2 separate regions of the Homo sapiens genome follow, and region 1 is linked to region 2. Evidence: read pairs that join two places in POLR2A ChIA-PET (ENCODE). Cell type or tissue: A673. All regions are shown on one strand. Each heading gives the region's core, and the rest is flanking DNA. Links, peaks and the distances in the headings are about the cores only.

Region 1 (11,000 bases), core at 2,347-7,346, 69 kb before region 2:
CTTTTACCCTCTGACCAAAGATATCATGCCTTTACGTTAAGTTCCAAAAGGTGGCATAAAGCCGTGGAGGAGACCCAAGAGAGCACTATTAGTGCAGGTTGCAAAGAGGTAGAGGGCAGGAAGAAGGAAACTGGTGGTTCGTGGGGAGCTGGGCGGTCTTGCCACATGCTGGTGGAGTGGGCTCATCAGTCTCTGGAACGTGAAATCATAAATCCTTGGGAGGTAGGGGTTACGTGCCATAGTTTCCACAGTGCCCTGATATTCTAGTCTAGATACTTAATCAACAAATCACAATTTGAAGTGAATGAAAGATTTATTGCAATAAATTAAAATAGGGTACCTTACAGACTTTGACACAGATAGTTATGAGTTATGAAAGGAAGGCCAGGTAGGATGTTTGGTAGAGGCGAAAATCATTTTTAATTTCTATTTTGCCTTTGGGCCCCCAGGACTCTACTGTGGTTTGCAAGAGGAAGTGCTCCCACCCTGGTGGCTGTGACCAAGGCCAGGAGGGCTGTTGTGAAGAGTGCCTCCTACGAGTGCCCCCAGAAGACATCAAAGTATGCAAATTTGGCAACAAGATTTTCCAGGTATGTCATGAGACAAGCACATGGGAACTCCTGTATTACTACGCTGACAATTAAAAAGCTCCAGACACTAGGCAGATTGGGTTATCCCATAATTTCTATATACATATACAAATGTATATGTGTGCATATATTAATAGAATGTATTTATATTACAGTATTATATATACATTTATAGTTAGAATCAAGTGCAGATAGGGGCAGAGAATCAACCGTCTGAAAGATGTTTTTCTTGACTATATTTTTGCTGAAATATGTTAAGCCTGTAAAACCTGCCTGAATACCTAGGAGTACCTCATCTCGTTGGAGATGCTCAATGACATTTGTCAAGGTGATGATCCTTGTCAAGATCCTGATGGATCTATACAGCTTGAAGCTTTTAGAAGTTTTTCACAAAGCTACCTTTGCAAAGAAAAATTTTCTCATTTGGAAGATATTCAGATAAGGATGTTAATAGTGTATGTAGTTGAGCCAGGTGAGAGAGCTCTGCCCAGCTGAATGGAAAAGGTTGTCTTTTGGCCATCTGTTACCAATCTCAGGTGTATTTTACATTATTCTCTGAGGACCCCAAGTGGGAAACAGTGCAATGGCCATTTAAACTTCAAAATGCAAGATGGTTGGCTTTGTCCAAAGTACCTCCTATCTAGTCCATTTTCCCTAGGGGTGGAAGGAGTCAAATCACTCTCTACCGAAGCTGTCACCTCATGATACCCATGAGAATCAAGACCCACATAAACAAGTCAGTTGTGGTAGCTCTGCAGGCATGCTGCACTGAGCCACACTTCCTATCACACTGAAGTAGTTGGAGGGAGAGGTCTTGGTTCTGATGGAATAGTAAGAAGACATGAAGTGTCGCATGGTCTCACTTATAAGTGGGAGCCAAATGATGGGATCATGTGGACATGGGAGAGGAACAACACACACTAGGGCCTGTTGGGGGGTAGGGTGGAGGGAGGGAGAGTATTAGAAAGGATGGCTAATGCATGCTGGGCTTAATAACTAGGTGATGGGTTGATAGGTGGAGTAAACCACTATGGCACACGTTTACCTATGTAACAAACATGCACATCCTGCACATGTACCCCAGAACTAAAAATAAAATAAAAAAAATTAAAAAAGAGAAAACAACTGAGGACAAAAAAACACATAAGGTGTCATGCCCAGTGAAGGGGGAGGCATGTGTGTTGTGTTTACATCAGACTTTCAGAGATGCTCATATGTCCTCTTGATATAAAGTCGCCTCCTCCTCTGTCTCCAGAACACCCAGATGAAATAGCCTCACTCTCACTCTCACCATGGTGCTGTGTGCAATGCACTTTTTTTTTTTTTTTTTTTTAGATGGAGTCTCGCTCTGTCGCCCAGGCTGGAGTGCAGTGGTGTGATCTTGGATCACTGCAACCTCCACCTCCCGGGTTCAAGTGATTCTCCTGCCTCAGACTCCTGAGTAGCTGGGATTACAGGTGCATGCCACCATGCCTGGCTAATTTTTGTATTTTTAGTAGAGATGGGATATTGCCATGTTGGTCAGGCTGATCTCGAACTCCCGACCTTGTCGTCCACCCTCCGTGGCCTCCCAAAGTGCTGGGATTACAGGCGTGAGCCACCGCGCCCGGCTGCAATACACTTGTAAGTCACCTTGTAAAAACGGTTCCTTTAAATGACTGAGGCTTAAAATAATTCACGGAGACTTGGATTCCTAGAAATGTGTACTCAGAGAACTTGGAACAGTCAGGTGTCCTTTAAGGCAGATTCAGTTAGGTCTTTCTTGAAAGGCACTAGAGGGTAGACAGTCCTTAAAATAGCTTCAAAAAGTCAGGAAGGGAAAGAGGCAGGGGAGTCATCAAATATCTCAACTGTTTCTGTTTTTAACAAAAATCTGCTGCTTGGATCTGCAAGCTCAGGAAGGAATCCTTGTTTTGTTTTCAGCCCAACTCTGTTGTCTGTGATCTTTTTTACCCACAAGCAAGGATGCACATCCCTGCCTGTCCTCCAGAGGTACAAGGGCTTTTTGTGGTATTTGGCATTCACAGATTATACCTTTCATGAGTGAAAGAAATTCCTCAAATAGCTCTTTCTGTCTGAGCAAGGATCTAGTCTAGGAAATGTGTCCCAAAATGCTGCCCTGCATTTTAAGAGGAGAGGACTAGATAGGCAGGGACAGGATATCCATGGCACTTGGAGTCTTCTCTCTGAGCTCTGCATTTTCAGTGGCTTGCCCATCAAGTGTCTGTCTGAGCACTGGGAGTCATTTGAATTAGCCTGTCTTCTATGCATGTCCTGTATGGGCCAGAACCATGGCACATCTGGTAATTAACCACCTCTGGACATCTCAATTAACTATTGGTGCTTGGGACAGCTTAAATATTTTAGTCTTATCAAACGGGAAAATTAGATTTCTGTCATTGTATCATGTATGAAAATTCATGCTTGGTTTTCCCCCAGGGTGGAACTAAGTAAACAATGCATGACAACAAGACATAAATATGACTTGGTTAAACACACAATAATTATTTTTATATCCAGGAGGGGGAACACACACACACACACACACACACACATGCTTGCACACAATCTGAAATCTTCACTAATCTTTATCTTAAATCAGTTGGATGTAGACAGACACCTGAGTCATTTAGTCTAATGATGGCGTCCCTCACTCAGGGCAAGAAATGCTTTCCTCCATGGAGAGGTTACAGTCTGTTGCCTCAACTCCTGTCAGCCTCCAGCTGCTGACAGGATCCTGTGCCCTCTCTTGTAGGATGGAGAGATGTGGTCCTCTATCAATTGTACCATCTGTGCTTGTGTGAAAGGCAGGACGGAGTGTCGCAATAAGCAGTGCATTCCCATCAGTAGCTGCCCACAGGTATGTTTGGAACACAGATTGACTTTACCTTAGCGTCTTGAGAAATGTCCTGTGTGTGGCACAGTCGCATGCCATCTTCCGAACACAGACTCCAGCTCCCCCAAAGCCTCTACATTCCTGACTAGTCAAATGCCTCTTGCAAAGTTTGCTCATTCTTCTTGCAGATTTTTTCCTTGCATGAAAATAGCTCTGCTTTGCTCTTGTCCCAATTCTGATTTCTTATTGACATCTCCCATTCATTCTGTAAAATTTCTCCAACTCCTGCAAGATCTCTTTCTTTGTTTTCTTTTGCCAGGTTTTGTTTAACATCGTAACTGTCTTTTGCCTTTTCCTCTTTTCTCTCCCTTCTCAAATCAGAGCTTTCCTCTTATAGCCATTCAAAGTAATATGTGGTTTATTTATTAATACTTCCCCAAGGGGTTTCTCCTGCCTCACGGCATCCCCGATTTCTTTGCTGAAGTTTTCTCTCTCTAATCCTGGCCTCCATTGTAGCCCCAAATGGAAATAGCATCCTTATGGAAATATCTCTTTTCAAAAACTCATAGCTCCAGCACACTGAATAAAGCAACCATTATCTTCTAAAGCATGAGGTTCATTGAATTCACCTCAGCAACTTGAAACCTTTTAAAGTTTTATACATTTTGGGAAGGTGTCAAACCTATTCAACACCTTCCCGTGAATGAAAAAATATATCCATATATTCAGGACATGTCCTCCCTTCTCTGTTATAGACAGCTTTTAATTTTATTCACATCTGTTATTATTATAAACAAAAGTTGCTGTTTTTACTTGACTGCCAAATGAGGCACAAAAAACAACAGCTGTTGCTATTGCACAACTGAATAAAGAGGAGAGGAAAAAAAGAAAAAAAAAAACCCTAATTAGTCTTGCTTTAAAAAGCCTCAGACATAAAACTGAAAGCCTCCCATAAAAGAAAAAAAAAGAAGATACAATAAGTAGACTTGAACATGGTCTGCTTATAAATATTCATTGGGAAAAATGGGATCACATCATTATGCCAGTCCTCCGGGAACCCTCGCTGCTAATGAACTCTTGCAGCACATGTTAGTAATAATGGGCTTCCTTATTCTACAAGACAAAAACAGGATGCTGTGCCAACCTGGTGGCTCAAGTAACTAGCCTCAGCAGGCCGCCGTGGAGTTTCCAGCTTCACTTGAATTCTGCCACTTGTAGCTGGATTGATAGTTTTCATTGTGCTCTTGCTGGGGGAGGGGATGGTGGGGGGAGGTCAACGTTCTTTATGTCACTGGTGTCTCATTAGCCTTTCATCATTGTGGACCACATTTGGGCCAGGGGCATCCATTCCTCCAAGCAGAGGCCTTTCCCTGCCCCACCCACCCCCTCCACGCCTTGTCAAAGCTTGTTGGTGCCCCTGCCAAGGCCCCGGCCTCAGGGGCCACCTTTCTGTTTCTAGGCTTCCTTCCAACCACTCCTCCAGTTCACACTTTCCCTTCTCGGGGGCCAGCAGGAGGTCTTTGGAAGATAACTCAGCTCTATCTACCATGGAAATCTTGTTAAAAACTTACTTCCCCTCCCCTACATTGCCTGGGGAAATTTTGGAAAAAAAAAAAAAAAAGAGATAGAGAGGAGGAGCTTGTATTCCCTGCTCTGTCTTTCCTGGCTACTGCATATTCTCTTTTTCCAGATGTAAATGTTTCTTGTGGAAGAAGGGTTTTATGATTGGATTCCTTGTCAATCCTGCCTCTCCTCCCCCATCCTGCAACTCCCCCAGAGGCAAAGGAGTGCCATTTGTGAGAAGGGCTATGAGGGCTGAAGTGGGGACTGGGTCATCAGGACACTGTCATCTCTCCATCTCTAATACGTACTGAGATTTTATAGTGACAACACTAATCTCATTTAATGCTAACATCACCCCTCTGAGGTGGGTGGTATTTCTAGACCCTGCTTATGGAAGAGCCTGCAGCATGACCAGAGTCTTACGGCTAATTGCATATTACACAGGTGCTCTGACTTTACAGCTTGTACCTGATTTATTCCCCCATCTAATTTAGTGATATCATCACTGCCACTTTCATTTTCTGAAGACGAGAGATGGAAGTTTCCACCGAGATGTGGATGTAGGGAATCGTAGTCACATTTGTTTGGAGTCTTGGCTTTAAGGTGGCTCTGCTGCATTGGGATAAAGCACCTTAATCCTCTTGGGGCCGTCATTCCCTGGGCCTGAGCTGACCTCATTTGGCTTCATCTGCAACTGCTTTCAGTCTTGAGAAACCAAAAGAGACCCCTGTGCCAAATTGCAATTGACAGCAGAGCTCTAGGCAATGAAAATATGTTGTGATGCCCCCACACTATGGGATGACTGGCTGGGGCTGAGTTTTAAGTCTCACTCAAAGTTGTCAAAGCCTTTAATGTATCATTTAGGCCTAGCTGATGCAAAAACAAATCAGACCTGATTAAAGATCTTCAATAATTAACCAGAATCCTTTAAGTCAATCTGATTCTTTCTTTTTGAGTACTTAAGCCTACTCTTGATGGAAATGACCAGTAGTGAGTGAGTGAATGAGCAGTGTGTGAGCCATGTGGCTTTGACATGAGCCTTGGCAACCTCTCCATGGTCTCTGTTTCCTTAGTTCCCTGTAAACAGGGGATAAGGACAACTGCATGTGGAGGGTTATTGTGAAATTTAAATGATAAAGTATGAGGAATGCATAGCACTCAGTCTAGTGTATAGCAGATAATAAATATTAAATTATATTCAAGAGAAAGGACTCAAGAGGACAAAACTGCAGTGGGAAGAAAATGTCCTTTAGGGTCAGACAAAATTAGGTTTGATTTTTGGTTCTACTACTCTTGTGTTGCATGACCTCAATTTCTTCACCTATAAAAAGGGAAATACTCAGCTCATAAGGTTCTTGTGCATCTTAATAACAGTGATTATAAAATCTCTAATGTTCATTAAATCTTAATAGGTCATAAGTATTAAATCCTTATCACTAACCCAATGTTATCACATAAGTAAAATATCGAATAAGATATTTGTTATATAGCAAGTGCTCCCTAAATGTTAAACTTCTTCTACATTTCTTTTTCTCTTTGATTAACCACTGAGTCAGAGATAAGACAACTGATTTTCTGATATGAGTCCTGAGAATACGTCACCTCCTTTAAATGTCATGCATTAAAAAACTCAAAAGTTGTGCAATGTAGGAAATTGCAGTGTATTTCCAGAAAGGTAATGAAGCATTACTCAGTGTTTCAAAATTCTCAGCTTCCTTGGCTTTGAGTGCATAACAGTGATTCAACATGGATAACATACCATTTTCTGAAACAAGAAATCTGACTGAATTTGATCTGTAGCACAGATATTGCCCATATCCATAGTGCTGATGATTCCTGAGCTTGGATTACAGTTTATTGTTTAAGCTTCTCCAACAAGCAAAGACAGAAAGAAGGTCTTGTAGGGTTCGCTAGGTTGACAGATAATTCTCATTTTTATGTGTGTGCCCTTGGTCTCTAAAGGGCTAGATTTGGGTATCAATGAAAAGGTTGAGTCCAGACTGTCTTCATCTTCCTTCCATGTGAGAAAAATCACACTAGTGAGCCCTTTAGGTATTATATTTCTTGGAGGATAAAAACAGGAAAGCTTGCTGAATGACTTTGCCTGGCCTTAGAACCTGATACTTGAAACTTCATTTTCACCATCTTCATCACCATCTGGGCATTGAGTTCAAATACAGCTTGGACTGATTTCATTGGTTTATCTTGTATTAGATTTTAAAAAGATATTTGTCCTCAGGAGACCCTGTTTTTTTTTTTTTTTAAACAGTAACTTTGTATTTGTTTTTCTTCTGATTAGGGCAAAATTCTCAACAGAAAAGGATGCTGTCCTATTTGCACTGAAAGTAAGTTTATTCCTTTGAAAATGTGCTATTAGTATTTGTTTTGCATTTTATAGTGCAACAAGAAAAATAGGGGTGTATGTTTCCCACACATTTTATTTTTGTAGGTATATATAGGATGGGATCATCTCACCTCCCTACAGTCACTTTAAGTCAATTGTAATTCTCCCACAGAAGTACAATGGAGACAAATATAGATACTTCCATCAGAATTTGTTGCTATGAGAAATTAAGAAGATAAATGGTTTGATTAGGTTTTAAAAAGGACCAGATAACTTAATGTGCATTTTAACTGCTAATAGCATTTGTAGTCATCGCGGTTAAGATAATGCTATCCGTAAAACCAAACATTATACAAAGTCTAGGAGGGGCTTTCCTTCTCCCATTATAAAGCCAAACAGCTGCACTTCCTGCTCCCTCACCCCACCCCCACCTCATCACCATGTCACCTGGGTGCATCCAGTCTTGCTGTTGGCAAAGAGAAAACAAGAAGTCATCGGGCTGATGGTTTTGCCATCCTATTATAGTCATGGGTCACTTAACAGGATGTGAAATGCCTTCTGAGAAATGCATCCTTAGGTGATTTTGTTGTTGTGTGAATATCATAGAGTGCACTTACACAAACCTAGATGGTATAACCTACTGCACACCTAGCCTATATGGTATAGCCTGTGGCTTCTAGGCTACAAATTTGTACAGCGTGTCGCTGTACTGAATACTGTAGGCAATTGTAATACATGGTATTTGTGTATCTAAGTAGAAAAGGTATAGTAAAAATGCAGTATTATATTCCTATGGGACCACAGTCCTATATGTGGTCCATCATTGACCAAAATGTTGTTGTGTGATTCATGACTATTTTTAACTGTATTCTTGAAAGTTCCTTCTAAGCATGGCCTATTCTGAAAACTGTCTGAGACTGTACTACTGATCATACAGACAGAGCATAGCAATAGCTTCATATCATTCCCACATGTAGACACATGCCTAGATCTATTAGCAAACTGCCATTTTAGTCCTCCTGAAATTCATATGGTTTTGAGATAGCTTCCTGGAGTGTTTTATTGAAAGAGGAGTATTAGTAATGTCACTGTCAAATTAGTTCCCATGTATGATAAGTAGGATTAACAAAGTCATAAAGTCTATCAGTGTGTTTTCTGAGCCAGTTATGTTTAGAGAAGTGGTCTGGAAGACAGCTGAAAGCAGCTTTCACATGGGCACAGGTTTGTTCTTTCCAATTCTCTAAAATAGAGTTGATATTACTAGAATTACTAGACTCTGTTATTTTTTTAATTGATTAGTGCCTTTGGACAATAGATATGCAGGGTCACTATATGTGTGTGTGTGTGTGTGTGTGTGTGTATTTATATAAAACTATTAAATATAATATTTATCTACTATATATGTTGCTATTTTTAGAAGCAGAGAGCTATTAAACAGTTACATATTGGAAAAAATGCTGGTTGAATTAATGAAAATTTAATTATAGATTTAATAAAAAAGGTTTACTTTAAAGATAATGAAGTACATAAAATAACTCAAAGGAGGCCAATGAAGTACGACTTAGTAGAGAATAATGCAGGAAGACAAATTAGCTATGATTAACACACCAGTTGATTTAAAAACACGTGTACAATCTAATACATTTAATCATCCTTCCAGAAACCCTGAGGAAACTTTGTTTATGGATGGTTCAGAGGCTGCCTTCCAGTTAATTCCCTTCTGGATGAGCAGAATAGAGTCTACACTGATGAAGTTTTCCTCTGTATCCATGTCAATGGAGATGTTTGCATTTCCTCATAAAGTGTCTTCCAGTTGAAGCAGAGACAGACCTCATAGGAATGCCTCTTATTTTCCAGTTAACTCTTTCAATTTGCATGAGCACAGACTCATTACCTCTGCCAATCACATTGTTGTCAGGCAGGATCACTGCTTACCAGCTTCATAAAAACATATGACCAGCCAGGCGCAGTGCCTTATGCCTGTAATCCCATGCCTGTAATCGGGAGGCCGAGGAGGGCAGATCACTTGAGGGCAGGAGTTTGAGACCAGCCTGACCAACAAGGTAAAACCCCATTTCTACTAAAAATACAAAAATTAGCTGGGCGTGGTGGTGTGTGCCTGAAATCCCAGCTACTTGGGAGGCTGAGGCACAAGAATAGCTTGAACTTGGGAGGCAGAGGTTGCAGTGAACCAAGATCATGCCACTGCACTCCAGCTTAGACAACAGAGCAAGACTCTGTCAAAAAAAAAAAAAATTACCAATCTTGTAAGAAGCAGTCTAAATCTTGAATTATCTGACTTTATTTTGCAAGGATCAAATAGGTGATTATTGAGATAGTTGAGAAAAATCTACATTATATTATCAGTTTATTCATTATGAGCTGGACTTTCCATATCTAGAAAACTGGTGACATCGTAAAGAAAAAGAAAAGAATACAAATGGAAGGAAAGGTATTATAAAATAGAAGCAAGCTTTAAACTGGTTATATTAAGTACCATATTGTGTTAACCATGTGAATGAGCTCATGCCTTCTATCACTGAGAGAGGCAATTGGCAAGGGAGAAGGCCACCCAGCTGGAGGGGCACTGGGAGGACAGTGACTCTGCACCTGCGCGGAGCAGGTCAGTCAGTGCTGGAAGGGCCCAGGCATGTGGTTCTCTGTCCAAGTCTCAATTATATCATCAGATGGCTATTTCTCAATTTCCTTTGGTGTTCTTTCCATCTGTTTACTCTCTCCTGCTCTCCAGCAGTTCTTCCATCATTGCTGTAAAATGCATTCTATTTGGCGAGGCTTATTTGTTCAGATTGAGTTAAGAGATGGGATGACTTCCAATTTTTAAGCAATGCCCAGTTTTTCTTAACACATTCAGGTAGATTTATTCTGATGTCCTTTAGCTGTGGCTTCGAGACCTCCTACTTTGAAATTTCTTTGTCATTATATTCAGGATTCAGAACAAACCTTTGGGCACATTTTTTCCTCCTTTGTAAATTATGAAAGCTCTCTTAATATACAGATTTCTAGAGTAGAGAAAGCAAGGATGAAACTACAAAAAAGTCTAGTGTTTTCTAAAGCCAGAAAAACAACTAATTTATATCTTATTAAAACACATACACTCTCTCCCTCTCTCTCGGACACACACACACATACACACTCACTCTCTCTCTCTCTCTCTCTCTCTCTCTCTCTCTCTCTCTCTCTCCCTCTCTCTCTCTCTCCCCATGATGTTACTGCGGAGTTTTCAACCTCAGTCTTACTGAGAGTTTGGCCAGATCATCCTGTCGTGGGGCTGTCCTGTGCATTGCAAGATCTTTAACAGCATCCCTGGCCTCTAACCACTAAATGCCAGTAGCATCCCCTGCAAGGTTGTGACAATCAAAAATATCTCCAGATACTGCCAAATGTCCCCTGGGGAGCACAGTTACCCCTCATTGGGTGCCACAGGCATTCCAAATAGAGGAAACAGCATGGGTGAATGCAGACATGAGCACCTGTGATACTAGTAGCCATAACTGACCCTTGGCACCTGTGGATTAGATGCAGTAGGAGAGTAAAGTGAGACTGGAAGCCTCTGAGTTTAATTGAATATGTTTCTGTATTTTAATTCTCTAACCCTGCAAAAAATTATGAAGGCGTAATTATATCTTGAATGATTAAAAAAAGTTGC
Region 2 (11,000 bases), core at 2,064-7,063:
GCTAATTAGGATCCACATTAGATTTTTGTTTGTACTTAAAGGAATGCATGTAGACTTCTTTTGGGTTGAGACTATATCTTTTAATCTGTCTCCTTTCCCAGGAGGATGCTGAATTAATGTATCTTTTCATTTAATTATCCATGGGGCACAGCATATAATTTAATGCTTGGCACATAGAGAGTACTCAGCAAATCTTAGTTGAATGTACATTTGCCCTTGTCCTTTAACTCTGGTGCTCAAATATTCAATTAGTTCCTGAATGTTGTTGACATAGGCTCTCAAACATATTTAAATCTATTTCCTGGGTTGCATTAGCAACCATCATTGTCTTGGTGTAGCTCATTGTTATCTTTTCTGTTTCCCAACTGCTCGCTCTCCTCTTTTAGGTACATCTTCTCCCATGATGAACTAATGTAGCCTCTACTTCCACAACTCAGCTTCCTCTGTGCAGCCAAAGTGATTTTGAAAATTAATTTTCTTCCATGTATTATGTTGTATTTTATTATATTATTAATACATAATTCAGACCTTTTTTAAAATATAAAAATAAAGTCTGTTACCTTAGCCCAGAAAATATCTCTCCATTTACACAGTACATTTTATTGTTAGCTTTCCATAGGTTTTGCATTGTAAAGTTTTTTTTTTTTTTGTGACAGTAATGGATTAGCATTGTGAAGTGGGTCTTTTTGTATAGTTTAATGTCTTAAGCAGTTATTGATGGCATATAGGAAAACTGTTTTTATAGCTGATTTTTTTGAAGTTTCTCAATTACAGGCTATCATGTCATTTGCAAGCAAGTAAAATTGTGTCCTTTACTTTCTACAATCTATGCATATTATTTGTTTTCTTGTGTAATTTTAGAGACTATAACTTTAAGAATAATGTTAGTTAATAGTGGTAATGAAAAGCATCCTTTTTTTGAATTTACAGACATACCTCTGATATTTCATTGTTAAGAACAATTTTGGCTCTCTAAATTGAGACAGACTCTTCACACTGTTAAAGAAACATTCTTTTGCTTTAGTTTTAACATGTTTGTGAAATTTTGAAACCAGGATTAATGTTACATTTATTGTATATTATGTTGCACCTGTAAGTATGAATACATAGCAGTTCTTTCATCTATTAATGTGAAAAATTAGATCAGTAAATATCTTGAGATCAAACCAACCTTGCATTCCTAAAAAAAAAAACCCAGTATTTGGTTATGATATATTATTCTTCTAATATACGGTTGAATTCTGTTTAATTATGTTTTATATGGTATTTTTGCCCTTATATTTGTAAATAGATAGTCTATAGTTCTCTTGTCTATGCTCTCCTTGTTACATTTTGGTAAGCCTGTGGTCTCTTCCCACACATGTTCAACTACTTACGCCATATAAAATTATTATAATTCTCTAGTGGGTAATGCCATTTCAGGGCTTAATGGCTTTCTATGGGCTGTCCTCCCTGGTGTTTTGCTTTTCCTTGTTTGCCTTTCACACTCATGCAAAACTCTGACCATTGCTGATCATTTGTCCCCTCCTCAATGAAGTTTTCTCAAATATGCCCTCCCCATTTCCAACTCAGTTGATCATTCCCTTTCCTGCTGTCTTTCAGTATTTTCATATCTTCATTGTAATATTGATCATATGGTAATAAAATTATTTTTCTATTTGTTTCTCTCATTCTATTTTAAGTCTTTGAAAGTGGAGATTTTGACATTTTATTTTTATATCACTAGTTCTCAGCTTCATGCTTATGAAATGCTAGTTGAATGCATGAGCGACTGAAGGAAACTCATATATACATTTACTTTACCTTACTGCAGTGCTTCCTAAGGATACTGTAAATTGCTCCCAGCATGACAGAGAGAAATAAGCACATCCTTTCTTAGTCATGTATCTTTCAAATGGCCTGATTATGCTCCTTTGCAAGGCCCCAAGACATGTGTTGAATTATTCATTCAATATTCATTCAATATTGTTGTGTTGCTTAATTTGGCATTATGGTGGCACAGCATTATATTTAGATACAATGGAGGACAGCATTGTGAAAACATGGATCATTCTTCAATAAGGTTTTCTTTTCCTCTGAAATGTATCCAATTAATGGGAGTGGGAGCATTTGCCATTCCACAGATGAACACCTGCAATGTGCTAGTAACTGTGCTGGATGCTGAAGATTTGGCAGGAAATTAAACAAACACAGTCCTTCATGGCAGCACTTACATTCTATTTGGGGAGTGCCACCAAAAATAACCAAATAAACAAAATAATTTCTGACTTGAGAGAAGGTGATGAAATGGGAGAATGGGGTCATTTTAGATACTAGTGGTCAGGGAATGAATGTCTCAGCAGGTACTATTGGCCTGAAATTTGAAAAGGAGAGAGCCACCCCTTCTCCAGTTAGCCTGGAAGATTGTTCCAGATGATGAGCATGGCATTTTTAAGGAAAAGCAGGAAGGCCAGCCTGGTTGAAGGTAGTGAGCTAGGGCTTCTAAATGGAGATGAAGGTGTAAAGCAGGAAGAGCGTAGCTCATCTGGGGACTTGTGGACCATGACTAGGGCTTAGTTAGATTGTACTTTAAATGTGATGAGATATTTTTGGAAACTTTTGATTAAAGGAGTTTTATGATCTGTTTAATACATTTGAAAGAACATTTGGCTGCTATGTAGGGAAGAAAAGTTCTGTTCCCCTACACATTATTATAAGAAATGGTTAGACAAAAATATTTAACTGGCTGCTGTGTCACCAAGAAGGCGTATGAGGATGTTTGTGCTGTAGTTGGAAATATATAGGTGAGAAATTACAACTTTTCCTATTGAGTCTTAATAACATCTTTTTCAACCATGCTGCTTTTTCCTCTTTCCTCTTACTTTCTTCCCCAGTGTGTGGCTTTCAACCATTATCTTTATATGTGTAATTCACTTCACTCACCTTTTAAATTTCTTGTTCCACATAATACTCCTTACCATAGCATCGTTAACTGCCCCAGTATTATATAGACATAATGCTAGATTTTTATACACCTGGAAAGAGATAAAAAGTAGTTTAGAATTTCTCTTTTTTAAAAAAAATGTCCAAATTGCATCCTATGAGTGACTAAGCAGCATTATTAAGAGCCTTTATAAAACAGCAGACAGCCCAGAGGTACCTTACAATGATAGCAATGAAACAAAGCAATTTTTAAATTGATTTAGCAAAATGCTTAGTTACTATTTCATGGTAGGCAAAAGAATAATAAACCTTAAAGGAGGAATCATCCTAAGACACTATGAAAAATAAAACCAGCATGAACTCATTGGTTGCTGTCAGCCCTTGTTTTTATGGCTTGTGTATGAATGTTGGTAAGAGAGAGTGAGAGAACCCGTTGGTGGGCTTTTGGCTGAAGTTGGATGCATGTCAGTAGGGATGTCCAAGTCTGTCAGTAGTCATGGTCTCTGTTTTGCAGAGAATCACATTTTATTAACTGTACAATAGGAACACTCTGGCTCAACCCTGTCTCCTCTCTCCAATGTAGACACAGTGGTGTGATGGAGCTGGCTTCTATTGTCCCCCTACCGCCAATTGTTAGAATTTCTCCCCAGCTGTGTGTTTAGTGATCAGTGATGCCATGTTGGTACTGTAGCTTAGAAGCAGCCACACTGGCTATTTACACCACATAAGTCAGCATGCACTACCAATCAGGGGTCCCCTCTTCTCCCTGATCCCACCAAGAACCAGTTGTTGAACATTTACCACCACACCACTCCCTGGATGTTCCATCAGAAACACAGTGGGTTTAAATACAAACTCATCATCTCTCCTCCGCTCCACCCCGCTCCTTTCTACTACCGGCTTCTTCTGCATCCCTCTAATTTCTTGGCAGACTTTAAATCCAAGCTTGAATCTCCAGATGCATCTTTGACTCTTCTTTTTCCCTTTTGCCTCAGTGTGAGACCCTTTTTCAGGCTCTATACATTCTCCTATCTCAATGCTTTATGTCCCCTCTCAATTTCTACTGGTGTTCCCGCAGGTAAGTGGTGTCTTTCCCTCTTGGAAAACCTTAGTTGGATCTTCTGAAATAGCTGCTTAATCCCTACATAACTTCTTTTCTCCACGTCTTCCATTCCATCCAAAATATTCTTATTAGCTTGCTTTCCTGATGCGTATTTTGAATTCTATCACTTTTCTGCTCCAACTGTCAGTGACTCCTTCTGATTACTTAAATAATGTTTGTGCTTCATAGTTTGGCATACAAGGAAGTCCATTAAATAAGCAACACTTACCTTTCCCATTGATTTCTCGTGATGTCTGTTCCCCTTCTTGATGTTCTTGGGTCCCCAAATGGAATGTATGCCGATTCAAACAAATGTATGTCTAAAGTATACATTTTTCTAAAAAGCCTTTTTTTCCTCTTTGCCTGGGTAAAACTTATTTTTTTCTTTTAGATGTAACTCAAATGATGCCACCTCCTCAAAATCTTTCCTAACTTCTCACTTCCTATCCTCCATGCCAGAGTAATCTATTTCCTTGAACTCCCTTGGTAATGCTAGACTGCTTTTTGTAACACCCATTATTTTCCTCCTTTATTACAACCTATTTTGGCACATTGTGAAGTTTGGAGTAAGTACCCCGCCTTACTCATCTTTGTCCCTTGCTCAGACAAATGGCACAGTTGCTTGCCAAGTAGAGATTTATTAAAAGAATTTTAAAAAGGAAAATAATGTTTGCGCTTAGGTGGAACACCCTTTAGCTGCTGGAAGTAAAATAAATAAAAGCAAAGGAAGTAAAAAATGGCATGATAGGAATACTTCTGAAAGCCCCCCAAAAGTTTAACTTTTAAGTGGAACATTTTTATGTTATATAATGTGTTTGAAGAGGATGTCACATGGAAGCTGAAATAGAATAGAATAATTCTACAGTGTAACAGAAGGCAGGATCTGAATAAAGGGCTGGAAGTTATAGAACACATTTTCATTTAATATATAAGAAAACTTCCTGAGAGATAGAAGCTGTCATTGTCTATCACAGGAATGAGATTCCTAAAAAGCTACCGAGCTCCTATCACAGACATGATGCAGATGTACGACCATCTGGCAGGAGTATTATAAAAGGAATTCCTGCAGGGAGTAGATATTCCCTAAGGTCTTTTAAGACTCTATGATTCTATAATTCTCTGACTTTTTGTGAGTCATCCGGCCTGTTGGGTTTTTGAGCTGTCACAGCGCTAAACCACAGTGGGTTGCCATGATTGTTGCTATTAAGACTTTTATTGTATAGTGGGAACATAAAAATATTTAGGAAGAAAACATCTATAAAGGTTACCCCTTCCTCCGCCAAAAAATGGCTTCTCAATTTCAGATCCCCTGCTTTGGGGAAAAATGTTCTATCACTATTCTTAGATCACAAGCTTAAAATCTAGAAAACCTGCCATATTAGGGACGGGTGTGGTGGCTCATGCCTGTAATCTCAACACTTTGGGAGGCTGAGGTGGGTGGATCATAAGGTCAGGAGTTTGAGACCATCCTGGCCAATATGGTGAAATCCCATCTGTACTAAAAATACAAAAAATTAGCCAGGTGTGTTGGTGCACACTTATAGTCCCAGCTACCTCGAGGCTGAGGCAGGAGAATCGCTTGAACCCAGGAGGCAGAGGTTGCAGTGAGCCGAGATTGTGCCACTGACTCCAGAGGTTGCAGTGAGCTGAGATCGTGCCAGTGACCACAGCTTAGGCGACAGAGCGAGACGCTGTCTCAAAAAAAAAGAGACAGAAAGAAAAGGAAGGAAGGAAGGAAGGAGAGAGAGAGAGAGAGAGAGAGAGAGAGAGAAAGAGAGAGAGAGAGAAAGAGAGAAAGAAAGAAAGAAAGAAAGAAAGAAAGAAAGAAAGAAAGAAAGAAAGAAAACCTGCCATATTATAATTTAGGCTTAGTTTTATTTCAGTTCCTTTGCCATGAGTCCCCAAGGGCATGGACTGAACTGGGGAGTAAAACCTCATTCTCTAGTGGCTTTCATCTTGTCCCTTGTCTGGAGTCTTTCCTCACCTGGAAACACTATTTGCAAATTGCATTCAGTTCTGCCTGCTTCTTTGCTAGATATTTGGATTAGCACCTTGGTCTTCCTTCCTCCAACTGCTGATCTAGAGGTTACCTCTCCCTATGTTGTCGTATATGAATATAAGGACTTCTACATTTTTCTTTTTCTTTTTTTCAGGAATTTGGCTACTAGCAATGATAAGTGAATAGGAGGGTAATCTTTTCCCTGTGTTCTTGACCCCCTCCTCTCCTGTTTTCTTCCTGATATTATGTCACCAGTTACCCAAACCCTCCATCTCTTTAGCTTCAGCATCTTATCTTGGACTTCCTTCCCCGCTTTGATGCAAAATGTGTTCAAGTCTTCTTGATTCTGTCTCTCTCTCTCTCTCTCTCTCTCTGTCTTCTGGGTTCCCTTCAAATTATCTCCTCATTTCTCTCCTCTGATCTGACAACCTACTGAAAGAATGGCCTTTCCTCATTGCCTCCCATATTTTCCACCTGCAATACACTTCAGGAGGATTGTTGGCCACACCACTCTTGTAAAAGTATTCCTGCTAAGACCACCACTGACCTCCTAGCTGTCTACTCCAGTTTTCAGAACTTCCCTCAGTATGTTAGTAGTAGTTAAATCCATGGAATGCCTATTCCTCCTTCACTTTGAGGCCATTTAACCCTGTAAATCTCATTGTCACTTAGTAGTCGCTTTATCTGGACTTGACTATATAAACATCTGTAAGTAATGCATTCAGAAAACAGGTTTTGAGCATGTACCCTAGAACAGGCTCTGCACTAGGGCTGGGGAAAATTGGTGAGCAACACCTGCCAGCCCTGGGGCATGGTGGAGTAGATGGAGTGAGGGATCGCTCCCATGGGGGTGTAGTTGCAGGGTGTGATAAGGGCCATGCAAGAATGCCAGGAGAATGTTTAAGAGCAACCTTATCTAGACTGGGGATCTCAGAAACCTTCCCTGAGAAAGCTACTCAGCTGCATATTGAAGGAGGAGTGGATTTTAACTAGGAGAAGGGGGAGGAAGAACACCCCAGCTAGAAGGAACAGCATGTGCTTTAGAAGGCGACCTGTCTTAGGGGAGAGGGTGAGGGCTCAGCTTTGAATGCTGTCTTTGCCACTTATTAGTAATGTGATGGTAAAAAGAGAAAATCATGTGATGCCTCTGGGCCAGTGTTCTGGGGCCTTTTAGGCAATTATCTCTGCAGTTGCTTATAGAAAACAGGCCTCACATTCCAACTCTCAGGGGCTCATCTGAGGGTGCTCTCATTCTAGCAGAGGGTGTGGGGAAGCTGGCATGGAGGGGAAGGCCTGTGGTGTTTATGATTTGGCTTTGGGGAATGTCTGGTCATGGAGTCCTTTTTCTGGGATTTGAGGATGGTGGCGTGCCAGCCCCACTGATGGGTGGGGGTGGGCCTCTTGGGACGGGTAGCACCCTGTTTAGGTCCAGTGGACTGAGCTATCCCTCGGCAGCCAAGGCTGCAAAGGGCATTGAGTGTGAAAAGACCCTTTCTTGTGCAGTGATGGGATGTGAATGCTGGTTTATTGTGGAGCCAAAAGGCACGGCAGATGCTTGATGCAAGGCCCCCAGCATCTGAAAAAGTTCACCACTGTACCGCATCCTCCAGGGGCAGCCGCCTCTGCCGCCCTTTGATTAATGCACGTAGTGGAGGATTTGTGCCTTTGCCTGTTTGTGGGACTTGGCAGCCATCCACTGCCTAATGTGAAAAAGGCCTATGGAAGGATCGGCCCCTTTGAAGCAGGGGGCTGGTGGTGACTGCTGCGTGTGGCTGGGGTGTGGCCTCCAGATGCTAGAGGCCTTCACTTTCATAAATTTTCCTCACCGCCATTTGTGACTCCACACTCCCAATTACTGCACTCTCTGGAGGTGGCCATGGCCAACACAGGCAAACCCAGGCTAGTATTGTTCGGCTGCCAATGGGAAGACTAGAGACAATGCTGGGGCTGGCATCCCGGGGGATGGCACCCTAGGGTGATAGGAAAGAAAGAACAAAGTTCAATTCCTGCACATCCTTCAAACTCTGAACTTCAGTGGGGCTGGAGATGGAATGCTGCAATTTCTGTTTTGCTTAGTCCTCTAACCATTTCCATTTCTGTGCATGGATGAATTTTGCTCTTTTCTTTAGGGATTCGTTGGGGGAAGGGGAGAATACAGATTTTCATTTACCTTCTGAGAACCCTAAGGGAGAGATTAGGCAAGGAAAGGAGAATGTGGAAAGGGGTAATAATGTGCCCAAGATAACACAATTGAGGTTCAATCTTGGTGTGGTGATCACTTACCTTGCTGCCTCTTCGAGTAGATTATGCCGTGGGACAATTGTGTAGGCATGTTTTCTTCTCCTCTAGGGCCCAGACATGAGAAGCAACATTGAAGAAGGCATTTGCTCTCAAGTGCCAGCCCTGTACTTACTGGAGCCTGAGAGCTAGTGCCCCCTTAATATGTTGCCCTCAAGACTCCTCCTTGAGTGTTGCCTGGCCCAGTTCTGCCCTGCTCTCCCCACCACACCCCAAAGGCCCCAGGATCGAAGCCAGTTCTGCCCTGCTCTCCCCACCACACCCCAAAGGCCCCAGGATCGAAGCCAGTTCTGCCCTGCTCTCCCTACCACGCCCCAAAGGCCTCCGGATCGAAGCCAGGTTCTTCTTTCTTTCTGCATTTCCCACAATGCCCAGCCCACAGGTTGCACACAGCGGATATTCTCTTGGTGTTTGTTGAGGGGACTAGAACAATTTCAAAGACGGTATGTATCTATGTTGGGAGTAGAATTATGATGAGATGAGCTCACCAAAAAGGAGACAGTGAGTTTCTTTGGGGTAAAGATCCCTCTCTCATTTCTGGGCTGGGGGCTTTTAAAATACATATACTACCTAGTTTTGGGGCTAGCTGAGCCCTGGGCAAGTTCATATCTTGACAGAATCACAGAATATTAGTACTGTGGAGACCCCATCACTTTACAAACTAAGAATCAGGCTTACCCCAAGACGTGGCTGAATATTGGCAACACGCTGATACTTTTGGTCCCTGATGGTATTACCACCTCAGACTTGGTAGATGTGAAATGTGTATATTGAAATGTGTATATTGCTCTCTGACATAGAGCTCCTGAAACTGTGTAGGTAAGGGCACTAGGGAAATCTTTTTTTTAAATTTGAATTTGGTCTCTGACCCCAGTTCCTGATACAGAGCTCCTAAGACCTTTGCAATTAATTTCCTGAATGGTAGGAGTGAGAGATGCAGAGCTTCTAAATCCTTTGTAATTTACTTGGTGATAGGAGCATCTTTTGTTCTAATGAGATGATCCTTGGGGGGCTCCTGGACAGCCTCAGGATGGAGAGGGGCTCCATTGCTAGAGGAACCAACCATGTAATTAGAGGGTTGGACTTTCAGCCTCTCCCTCTAGCCTCCAAGGAGGGGAGAGGGGCTGAAAGTTGAGTTGATCACCAATGGCTGGTGATATAATTAATCAGGTCTATGTAATGGCACCTCCACGAAAACCCCAAAGGTCAGGGTTTGGGGAGCTTCTGGATAGCTAAACACACAGGGGTTCTGGAAGGTGGTGTGCCTGGGTTCTGGAAGGTGGTGTGCCTGGAGAGGGCACAGAAGCTCTGAATCCCTTCCTACACCCTCACCCTGTGCATCTCTTCCATCTGGCTGTGCATCTGTATCCTTGGTAACAGCCTTTGTAATCAACTGGGCAACTTAAGTGTTTCCCTGAGTCCTGTGAGTCACTCCAGCAAATTAACTGGATCCAAGAAGGGGGTTGTGGAAACTCCGATTTATAAACCGGTTGGTCAGAAGCACAGGCCACAACCTGGGACTGTGATTGATATCTAAAGTGGGGAGCAGTGCTGTGGGACTGGGACCTTTGCTGTGGGATCTGACGCTAACTCCAGTAGATAGTGTCAGAATTGAGTTAAATTTCAGGACATCTAGTTGGTGTCCGCTGGAGAACTAGTGGTTAGTGGGGAGAAGTCCCTACATGTTTTGGTGACCGAAGCTTTCTGTGTTGAGTCAGCGTGTGGAAGCAGGAAAAACAGTTTAGTTTTTCCTTTAGTGGTAAAGAATGTTTCTCTTCTGCTTAGGTGAAGGATTCCGACTCTCTTGTACTTGAGATTCTTTTTAGAGACAAAAAAATATGTGACGTTCGATGTAGTACATAGGTGAAATGAGATTTCGTGAAAAAGATAAAAAAGATTGAAAAAGGTGGACGGAGCAGAGGCTTCTTCCTGGTGGTGGCCCATCTCGCCCTGCCCTTTCCAGAAGCCTGCCTCAGATGCACTCACCCTTCTTGGCAGGCATCAGGGGTAGGTGTTTAGGATTACACAGGGGTTTAGTTCACCAGCCTTACAATTGTTTTACAGTAAGCATGACGGTGATGAATTGAGCACAAGTTTAAGAGAAGAGTGATTGATTTTCTGCCAAGCACCATTTTTATGTTCTTTTTTATCAGCCAGCCTCCAAAAAGGTGAGTTGTTTGATTTAGAAGCAAATGCTGGAGTAAGAATTATGGTTACTTCATGCAGTAACTCTCGGCCACTAGAGGGGGGTCGTGACCAAGCTTCCCTCTCCCTGGCCAGCTCCTGAGACCATCTTGCAAGATTTGCCGGGCTCTGCTAGGATGGGGCCCAAAGTGAAATGAGGCGTTATCTCTAGAAGAGTGACAATTCAGCAAAAGTCTGTTAATCATGGTCAGTTTTTCCCTCCGTGAAGCCAGTGTTTCCTACTTGAGCAAAGATAGCTTAACTTCCCAACAGGAGTATTTCTAAGGGTTACTGGTTATATAGTCTCTGGCTTTGGGCTCCTTAAAGATGTGGCCCCTGGGTATAGAGAAAATAGCAAAATGGTGCACATCCCTTCCCCGTTATTAGATGGGCGAGAATTTAACTGTGGGCATGAAGATTATACTCTTCACATATGGTCTGATATATGGCCTTATCAAGGGAGAAAATATTTTAGATTCCATACATGCGTGATAG

The links. Peaks named below come from ENCODE experiments on the same cell type or tissue, not always from the same donor. Only the 100,000 strongest peaks of a DNase experiment are listed, where the experiment ranks them.
Region 1: POLR2A ChIA-PET joins it to region 2 with 12 read pairs; 3 of 35 experiments call an interaction of 5 or more read pairs at or near these places.

The regions. Positions count from the first base shown.
Region 1 is chr7:34,054,714-34,065,713 of GRCh38, forward strand. BMPER (BMP binding endothelial regulator) reads left to right here. Exons shown (of 15, transcript NM_001365308.1): 9 at 450-590; 10 at 3,346-3,450; 11 at 7,289-7,334. Among named protein-coding and RNA genes, the nearest start is that of BMPER, 150 kb to the left of the region's middle. RefSeq lists enhancers at 3,637-5,686, 4,345-5,253. In A673, for the core only: no CTCF peak of the experiment used is centred there; DNase peaks (open chromatin) are centred at 4,518, 4,928 and 6,648; H3K4me3 peaks cover 618 bases; H3K27ac peaks cover 5,000 bases.
Region 2 is chr7:34,123,815-34,134,814 of GRCh38, forward strand. The region is part of intron 13 of BMPER (BMP binding endothelial regulator); the gene reads left to right. Among named protein-coding and RNA genes, the nearest start is that of BMPER, 220 kb to the left of the region's middle. In A673, for the core only: no CTCF peak of the experiment used is centred there; a DNase peak (open chromatin) is centred at 5,117; H3K27ac peaks cover 809 bases.